2 separate regions of the Mus musculus genome follow, and region 2 is linked to region 1. The links are chromatin contacts, found by Hi-C or POLR2A ChIA-PET in ENCODE. All regions are on one chromosome and are shown on one strand. Each heading gives the region's core, a stretch centred on a gene start or an enhancer-like site at or near the end of the contact. The rest is flanking DNA. Distances are from core to core; before and after follow the strand shown.

Region 1 (4,892 bases), core at 777-3,276:
GCGTGGTGGCACACGCCTTTAATCCCAGCCCTCGGGAGGCAGAGGCAGGCGGATTTCTGAGTTTGAGGCCAGCCTGGTCTACAAAGTGAGTTCCAGGACAGCCAGGGCTATACAGAGTAACCCTGTCTCAAAAAAGAAAGAAAGAAAGAAAGAAAGAAAGAAAGAAAGAAAGAAAGAAAGAAAGAAAGAAAGAAAGAAAGGAAGGAAGGAAGGAAGGAAGGAAGGAGAGAGAGAGAGAGAGAGAGAGAGAGAGAGAGAGAGAGAGAGAGAGAAAATGCATTTAAAAAAAACAGGTACTAAAATTTTAACAATTTTATAAGATTATAGGCACCTAAATGGTCAGGCTGGAAGCAAGAGAGAGGAATAGTCTAGAACAGCGAGATTAAGTTAAAGCCTGGGGAAATTTCCTATCTCTGAGGAACCATTATGCTGATTTGTATCTAGGATGCAAAAGCCACTAGTTCAGTCGCCTTGAAAACTCGCCAGGACTATGTCAGTTACTTAAACCAGAGTCCCACCACCCAAACTTCCAACAGCTTACAACTAGGTAAATTGCCTGACCCAATGGTCTACAAGTGACAGACACGATACAGGAAAAAAAAGAAGAAAAAAGAAAAAGAAAAAAAGTGAAAGCTACCCCTTCCATGCCTATCCCTTGACAAGATGACTCTAGTTTTGGAGGTTTGGGAAGTTTTGTTTTTGTTTCTCCTGAAGGAGAAACAAAACAAAACAAAAAAAAACATCTGGAGACGAAAGACCCCAGAATTGAAGTCTTCCACCAGGGAAATAACCTTAACTTTGCTGTAGCTAAAGAAATTAAAGAAGCTAAAGGCGCTCCGTGCCAGGCTGTCACAGGAGACAGGCACACCAAGGCAAGGGCTGCGCTATAAGCCAATAGCAGGACTTCTACGGGATGGGATGGGGAAAAGCAAGCTTCTTCAGACCTCATCAGGCAGAAACCTGGCCATCTCCATCGCTCCTGCAACCTGACAATTTACAACCTGACGACGCCTTCTAATTAGGAACGTTCTAAACCTTTTATAGACGAAGAAAACTTTCAAGTGCTTCTCACCAAGTTATGATAAGCTGGGCACTGAAGCCTGCCTGCCTGCCTGCCTGCCTGTTCCCAGGGAGGGAAAAGTCCGAGTGTACCGAACCTCCAGCTTCGCTGCAGAACCTGATGAGCCAGAGACCAGGATTCTCTGCACGGTGCAGAGGGAGGAGCCCACCCTGCCTGTTAGAGTGGGCCGGGAAACAGAGGGTAACAGCACAGGCGAGAACAGAGGCCAAGCAGGGCTAGACTCAGCGCACCGGCAGACAGGCAGGGAGAGCCCACGCTGGAGCCAGAGTGTTGGATGCAGAAGCGGGGATCACCCCCACCCCCACCCAGCCCCGGCCCCCCGAGCTGCGCAAACGGCTCCCCACAACTCTCTCCGCAGCCACCGGCGCACGCGCGCGCGCGCACGCCGGGCACACCCACCCCACACCGGTGCGCGGCTCCGCCTGGAAGACCCCCGGGCCGCGGCGCCTACGTACCCAGCAACACGCAAATCACATCGAGGGCCACGTACGGCAGCCGCGTCTTGTCGAACATGGTCACCGGCTGGATGGTGTCACCACCTGGTGCGAGTGGCGGGAGGAACAGACCGCGGCGGTCCAGATACCCAATTCCCAGAGCCCCGCCCTCGGGATGGCGGCCGCCCCAAGCGACTGCGAGCCTCTTAGACTGACGGGAGCAGGGACCAGGGCAGTTTGGATTGGGCCGCCCTGCCACCGAGGGCAATCGTGTCCCGGACTTTTCCCTTCACGGACCCGGTACTGGGCCAGTGGCCGCCGATCTGTCGCCTCAGGCGCCTGCTCTCTCAGTGCTGGCTCGTCGCGGCCAATCGCCCTCCGCTGCCCTGTGCCCTCTCCAACAGGCCGGGCGAGCTCTAAGGATGAGGACTGGAGGAACACCGCTCCTCCCGCCCCAGGCGCGCCGCTCCGGCCAGTGCGCGGTCTCGCCGGCTGCAGCGCGCGGGGACGAAACCCAGGCCAGCGCAGACAGCCAATCAGCGCCATCGGCCCCGCCCCGCCGACTTGCGGAGCCCGCCCCGAATCTGGAAGCTGGTTAACGGGGCGGGGCCAATTGCAGGGATTGGGAGTCCTCTCTTTAGTCCATTCAGCCCTTTAGTGCTAGGCGATGCTTCCTTTAAAGGAGAGCCAGACCCCGATACACCATTCCATAGCTCCTGCTGCCCGCCATCCTTCTCCTCCCATGGGCTCTCCCTCCAAACTGTTTAAATGAGTTACCTCTAAGCCCCTTTCTGTGAGGGGCCTGCACCTTGGCCTTCCTGTTGGTCGTAGCTGAGCTTCATTCTAGCAAGAATCCTTCTTGCCCTCTGGTCATTCTTGATATTCTAATACTTAATATCTGAACCCTCCCGCCTTTGGTGTACGTAAATCCGCAGTCTACCCTTAGCAAGAATACCCCTGCCATTAATGTCTTCTTAGTCATGTTCTGTTCACTGACTTCGAATCTCCAGCTCAGTTTCCGCTAACTGCAAGTCATGTCTCCTACTGCAATAGACTTCGTTGGGACTTCACTTGGGAGGAGTTTGGAGACTTGTTCAATGGTAGAGCTCTGGCTTTAGCACGGAGGGGCCTTATTTTTGATCAGTAGCGCAGCTTCAGCCATGCTCACACAAACAATAGAGTTAACTATGTCTTAAGAAATATCAATGATTCAATAGTGGCAGTCCCCGTACCCATTCCCAGGAGGCCTCCAGAACACATTTAGTAATCTCAGTTTCCAAATGTGTAAAAAGAGGATCTCAATGATCCCCGCTGTCTATTCTAATTAAGAGGAAGTGGTGAGACTCAGAGAAGATAATGTGACAATTGCTTTATAAAGAGTTAAACCACCACTACCAATCTTAACAATACATGGTTTCCTCCTTGCTCAAGACTTTTTTTTTTTTTTTTTTTTTGACAGAGACTCCTTTAGCCCAGGCAGGCCTCACATTCGGCTGTGTAGCCGAAAATGGTCTTAACTCCTGCATCTACCTCCCAAGGCGTTACAGGCATGAGCCAGCACCCCTGGGGTTTTTCTTCTTATAGGAAGATGTAAAATACAAATCACAGAATGTGCCTTCTGTTTTCTCAGGTATTTCCTGCCAAGCATCCCAAAAGACCAGTGAGTGGAAAGATGCTACTTCCCAAGGGGAGTCAGATGTGTTTCCAAGTGCAACTATAAGCCATAAAAATGTGTATTTGTAAAAGTATATTCTTATTTTAAAGATATATGGATTTTTAAATTTCAACTTATTTTAATTGTTTCTAAAAGCTCTCAACAATTTACACGCAAAAAGATGTGGCATTATTATTTATTATTATTATTATTATTATTATTATTATTATTATTATTATTTCGTTGTTTTCCTTACCTCCAGAGTTACAAGAGTCCTAGGTAGCATGGTCATTGTTGTATGCCAGCCCCGCGGCCTACTTGAACCGGGTACACCTGGAAGGCAGGCTGGGGCTGAAAAAGACTTAGACGGCGAGAGAAATAATGAAGCCAAAACGATTCCCTGTTCAAGTCTCGCCAGTTTACTAAGAGAGTGTGCTTATAAGGGGAAGGCCCATCCCCCGCCCAGTCCATTCTTGGTGTCTGGAGCCAGCCTGTAGGCGACATGCAGGATAGGATGTTCCTCCTGAATATCTCAGGGCCCTCTCAGCAGGTAGCAGTGTCTTGGAGGAGACCAGTGGCAATTGACAGAACAATAGAGCCATCTAGGTCGAAAGGCTCCACCCTAGGTAATCTCCGTAGTGGCAGCAAGGTCAAAGTCTGGATCAGCCTGCTTCGAGGCTGGGGGAGGCTACAGGTCATAATACATTTAGATGACTATTTTTTTTAAACTTTTATCAAGCACATACTATGTGCCAGGTATAGTCTAGGCAAGATGGCTTCCCTAAACAGCTTTGAGATGAAGATGTTGGACACGGTGGTATCCACCTGTAGTTCTAACACTGAAGACCGGAAGCGAGAGAATCAGGAATTCCGGGACAACTGCCCATACATGGAAGTTTTTTAGTTCCGCTGATGGGAAATCTCCTTTCAGATAGCTACCATCCTAGTTTGGTTTCTGTTGCTGTATAAAGACCATGAACAGAAGCAACTTGGGGGGCGAAGGGGTTTATTTAAGTTTATAGTTGTAATCTCTCATGAGGGGAAGTCAGGGCAGGAATTAAAGGCAGGAATCTCGAGGTAGGAATCAAGGCTGAGACAGTGGAGAAACTGTTTACTGGCCTGCTCCCCATGGCCTGCTCCCCAGCTTTCTAATACCACCCAGGACCAGCACCACCCACAGTGAGTAGGACCCTCCCAAATCAATCATGAATCAGGAAAATGCCCTACAGACTCTATAGGTCAGTCTGATGAAGGCAGTTCCTTAATCTAGATTCCCTCCTCCCAGATTACTGTAGCTTGTGTCAAATTGAAAACAACAACAACAACAAATGAACTCTGGCCTGGCGTGGTGGCGCATGCCTTTAATCCCAGAACTGGAGAGGCAGAGGCAGGAGGATTTCTGAGTTCGAGGCCAGCCTGGTCTACAAAGTGAGTTCCAGGACAGCCAGGGCTAAACCCTGTCTCGGAAAAAAAATACAAACAAAAAAACAAAACAAAACAAGAACAAAAACCTAGCCAGGACAGGTGGGAACTGATAAATGAGCAGACTATGAATGAGCAGATGTTAACCCTGTTAGGAAACAGGGTGATAGGAATTTAGAGGGCCATGTTCTACCATTTGCCCATCCATAGTTTATCATTGACAAGAGAGAAAGGTTACTTTTATAAAAGAGACCAGGCTGTCATCACATGAACTCAGGTGGTCAAACCTAGCCTCACTGAA
Region 2 (4,892 bases), core at 684-3,183, 40 kb before region 1:
AGACGACAGTAGACAGCAGACAGCAGACAGCAGAGCAGACAGCAGACAGCAGACAGTAGACTAGATATCTGCTGTGGAGGGGAGAAGTCAAGCTAAATAGAATCTGACACACAAGTTCTATTAAAGCCGTGAGACCACGAAGGGAATGGGACAGAGGAGAAACGAGTCCAGTGATCCTGAGGACAGCAAAGGAAATCTTCACAGAAGAGAACGAAAAGGGGGCTGTGGTGCAAAAGCACAGGTGAGCTTGTGTGACTTTTGTTTGTTTGTGTCTTGAGGTTTTGTTTTTTCAAAGACAGTTTCTCTGTGTAGCCCTGGCTGTCCGGGAACCTGCTCTGTTGCCCAGGCAGATCTCCAGCTTGGTGATCCATCTGCCTCTGCCTCCCAGCTGCTGGGATTAAAAGCATGCACCACCACAGCCAGACCAAATAAATTCTTTTTATAAAGAAAGAAAAAAGGGATGGGGGCATGCATAGATCTGGTAAGATGGAACTAAACCTGGAAAAATAAAGGAAAAACCCAGGGAGTGTATTTCAAAATTCTAGAACAGCAACTTTAGAAAGATTGTAGAGTATCCAATCAATACGAAATTTAATTCTATGTCTATATACCTGTAATGAGTAATGAGAAACCAAGCTTTTTACTTACATAAATATCAAAAAAAAAAAATCTGCATTGACATACTTGAGCATTTCAAAACTCCCACACTCTACTAATAAAAATCAGTGAACCTGTCCGGGACTTCTGCTCCTCCTCCCAGGAGAGAGGAACTGTTCTCACCCTCACTATAGGAAAGCTATTAGTAAAAAGATCCCTCACCGCAACTCCCTACCTTGTAAGCAGACAGGCAGTGACCGAGCTCCTCCTCCAAAAGCAGGCTGCTTGCTCTAAGGCTATTCCCTGAGCTCATGCTAACTGCTCCTAAATCACAAACCGATACAAACGAACTGTTTTCTTTCTACGATTGACATTCCATTTCTTGTGATACTGGAAATGTGGGTCTGTAATACTGTAAAACTTGCCATTCTTAAGACCCAATAAATGCTAACACTTGACGATATGAATAGAAGCAGACTGGCGTGGAGTTGATGTTTGTTTAAAATTGTTAAAACATGGTGCCCCCAGGAATCTGGCCACCATTTACTACTAAGCAGTTGTGGGGCAAGTGCCACCAGACAGAAGAACTGGTGTGGTTGAGCAGGCTCAAACCCCAGGGAATCTCAGAACTGAGAATAGCAGGTGTGGAGCCAGTTCCCTGCCAAACTACCTGATCTGGGACACATACGACACTCAGCTGAGATGACTGCGACAATCGGCCACATAAATAGCATAAAAAACCTGAAGCTCTCCATGCTAATAAAGTATCTTGATAGGCCCCGGTGTTTAGCCAATAAGCTTCCCTTCCTGGGCATTCCTTCTTGCAAAGGGTAGTTAATTCTTGGTTCACCCTGAGTAAGCTGTATGAATTCACATCTGTCATTGAATAAAGCAGTTTAAACAAGCAATGGTGTCTCCTTCATCGAGTATTGTCTCAGGGGGAGGCCTTAGTCGTAAAGAGCTGTACCTAAATCTCCCTGAGAAGGCTGGGAAGCCTTCCAGCCCCTCTATTCCCTCCCTCCTCTCTCACTCAGAACCAAACCAGATTCTGTCCCCCTGCCGAGCTGTGCCATCCCCTTCTTACCTGGCAAACAGACACCTTCAGGGCAAACACGGACCCGAGGACCCCTATTCCCATTCTCAGCAGTACCCCAGCAGCATCTGGGCACACAGGAGACCCGGATCCACAGCATTCATCTCAGACTCCTCTGTTTCTCACCCTGGGAAACACGGACTGCGTTCTGCCTCCTCACAGCCCGGAAAGGCGCACATTCCAGAGAGCTCAATGTGCAACATACACGATCTGTAGGTCTGGAAAATGCTGACGCCTTTCATGATGGCTTGTGGGGACACTGTTCACACACAAAGAGCTGCAAAAGCACTAGGCTCCACATCTTCGCTTCTTAGGACTTAAGACAACCTGTCCTCTAGTCACAGAGGGTACGTTTACATAAGTGGGTTCGCATCGACTTTAGTCATAGCCCTTCTCAACAAAAAAAGGATTTGGAGATTTTTGGTTTGTTAAAGGAAAAAAATTATGGCTAAGGAAGATCATCAAACTGGCAGCAGCAAGTGCCTCCATCTGCTGAGCCTCCCCAGCCTGTCAAAGCTCTCAAAGCAGTCGACAGACACCCAAACTCAACTTGAAATCATCTCATGGCAAGCAAACATAAGAGAACAGGTGATAGGACCACCATGGACTTCACCCCGTTTGCTTCTCTGGTTGCTGTTTTGGTTACGAGGTGCTGCTGTGGACCCTGACTGAGAGTGTTGCTTAAGGCATGCAAGGCTTAATTATGTAATACTGACTACATTCAAGAGGCTTGCTTTCCAGAGCTTGAAATTTAGACTGTGAGAGAAGGAGAAAACCTTCACCACAGATGCTTCTACACACAACCTCTTGCCTTACTGCTCAGATATCCAAAAGGGTTTTTTGTTTGTTCTTTTTTTAGATTTATTTATTTATTATATGTAAGTACACTGTAGCTGTCCTCAGACACTCCAGAAGAGGGAGTCAGATCTCATTACGGATGGTTATGAACCACCATGCGGTTGCTGGGATTTGAACTCCTGACCTTCGGAAGAGCAGTCGGGTGCTCTTACCCACTGAGCCATCTCGCCAGCCCCCAAAAGGGTTTTAATGTATTACAAGTCTATTGTATAGCATTTGAACAGTAATGGCTTCTCTCAATTAAGTGCACTAAATATCCCACAAACTTTTTTTTTTCTTTCCAATTTTTGAGACAGTCTGGCTTTAAATTCACAGAAATCTACCTGTCTCTGCCTGTTGATTGCTGAAATTAAAGGCAGGTGCCACCATGCTTGGCTACACTTTTTTTTTTTTTTTTTTTTTTTTTTTTTAGATAAATGGCACAATATTATGGTCCTCTGGGGCAGGGGTTCAAATGTAAAAACATAAAACTATTGTTAAAAACTGAATTCCTAAATACCACCATGTTTTTCAAATAATAAGTTTTAAGAAATAAAGGTATGTCCAGTTACTAAGCTGTCAACTACTCCTCTTTCATAAGACCTGTAAGGTCCAGGGGCTATAGTTTAGAGGTAGAATGTTTGCCTAAGCAGCATGGAGCCTTTAACATAGGGTACACCAGGGCAATAAAAGAACCAATAGCTTGCAATGGAAATGAATATTATGGAAAGTCACTACCTAGGGCCAGTGAGATGGCCAAGTGGGTAAAGGCAGATGCTGCCAAGCCTGAAGCCTGCTCAAGCCCTGACCCAAGGTGAGAACCCACTCTCCCAAGTTGACCCCTGACCTCCGTGTGTATCTTAGCATATGCACACAGCACACGACGTAAATGTAATTTTAATTTTTATTAGCTAACACATCATGCAAAACTCTAAAACATATATTTGACATCTTATCAGGTAACCTTATCCCTAGAAATGAATAATACTGAAGATAATATTTTATAAAAATGCATATTATGTATCATTATGTATTATGTAACAAAACAACACTGATACTTTATCAAACTATCAACAAATTGAAAAATATATTTTAAGCCAGGTTTGCTGGCACACGCCTTTAATTCCAGCACTCAAGAGGCTGAGACAGGCAGATCTCCGTGAGTTTGAGGCCAGCCTGCTCTACACAATGACAGGACAGCTTGAGCTACACACACACACACACACACACACACACACACACACACACACATTTTGTGTGTGTATCTATTTGTGGGTAGTATGGTAGGGATAGTACCCAGGACTTTCCATGAGCCAGGCAGGTACCCTACCAGGTTTTAAGCCTCACTTAATTTTTTATAGCACATTTAAGTTAATTAAAAACTGAACAGAGAGTAAATGCTCCCATGCACACCCTCTCTTATCATCACCCGTCCTGGTTCTCTTATCACCACCTTACACTGGTGCAGCACATCTGCTATAACTGAAGAAGCAGTGTTAGTTAATACGCCAGGAGTAAATAAAGCCCAGGCCTCTTCCCTTTAGGGCTTGTTCTTCATGCTATGGTTCTCTGTGCACTGACCCATCATGGGGCCATGCGCCCCCGTCATAGTATCATACAGTATCATACTACTGTCCTGAAACCCTCTGCTGTAGGTGTTCCTTACATCCTTGCTCATCCCACCTATCTTTGTAATAGCTCTATAGGCTTGCATTTCCATATCATATCATATCATATCATATCATATCATATCATATCATACTTGATCCATAAAATACACAGCCTTTTCAGACTGGTTTCCTGTTCTTAGCAATATGCACGGAGGGTTCTTTCATGCATGGGTTTTCATGGCTGGATGACATATTTCCTTGGATTCTGTTGCTTTGTTCTTGCAACCCAGAGGACACAACCCAGGGCCTTGCCCAGGCCCACAGCTAGCACTGAGCTATATAACTTGTTTCTAATGTCACCAGATATGAATATTTCATGCATGGCATTTGTTAATACCACAGTTCATTTTCCCATTCAGCTACTTAAAAACTGTGCTATCTTGTTTGTTTTAAGTTTGGACAATTATGAATAAAAGTACTATAGACATGAGTGTATGGCTTGCTTTGTTTTATTTCTATGTGAACAGAAGTTTTCCATCATCTGGGTCAATACTAGGGCACAACTGCTTTATCCTACAGTCAGACTACATTAACTTCATAAGAAATTGCAGAAGTGTCTCGGGTGCGGCTGGCATTATGGGTCTTGACTTCTCACTAATCTGCAGTGCACGGTAGACCGCAGTTTGAGTTGGCACAGAGCCTCCTTTCACAACTCATTTACCATATGCCTACCTTCTCTAGTCGGGGCTTTCTCT

Evidence for each region. A loop is a pair of places that touch in the nucleus more often than their neighbours do. ChIA-PET counts read pairs that join two places held with the same protein, here RNA polymerase II (POLR2A).
Region 2: a map of left cerebral cortex shows a loop between it and region 1 (4-fold over the local background). The contact joins the enhancer-like site here to the promoter of Plpp1 in region 1. A Hi-C loop is called at or near these places in 5 of 37 maps with a recorded cell type or tissue (gastrocnemius, heart and left cerebral cortex). POLR2A ChIA-PET finds 5 or more read pairs at or near these places in 3 of 5 experiments (Patski and embryonic stem cell).

What each region holds. Positions count from the first base shown.
Region 1 is chr13:112,797,911-112,802,802 of GRCm38, reverse strand. It overlaps Plpp1 (phospholipid phosphatase 1), which reads right to left and starts at 2,026. Exons shown (of 6, transcript NM_008903.2): 1 at 1,537-2,026. The coding sequence starts at 1,594. It overlaps Gm41067 (a long non-coding RNA gene), which reads right to left. Exons shown (of 3, transcript XR_873969.2): 3 at 3,432-3,530.
Region 2 is chr13:112,837,855-112,842,746 of GRCm38, reverse strand. The region is part of intron 1 of Plpp1 (phospholipid phosphatase 1); the gene reads right to left. Among named protein-coding and RNA genes, the nearest start is that of Plpp1, 40 kb to the right of the region's middle. Within about 2 kb of position 1,933, at least 1 of the 3 ENCODE cell types and tissues checked has a DNase peak (open chromatin) inside an H3K27ac peak, as active enhancers do; it is left cerebral cortex, where a contact is called at or near this core.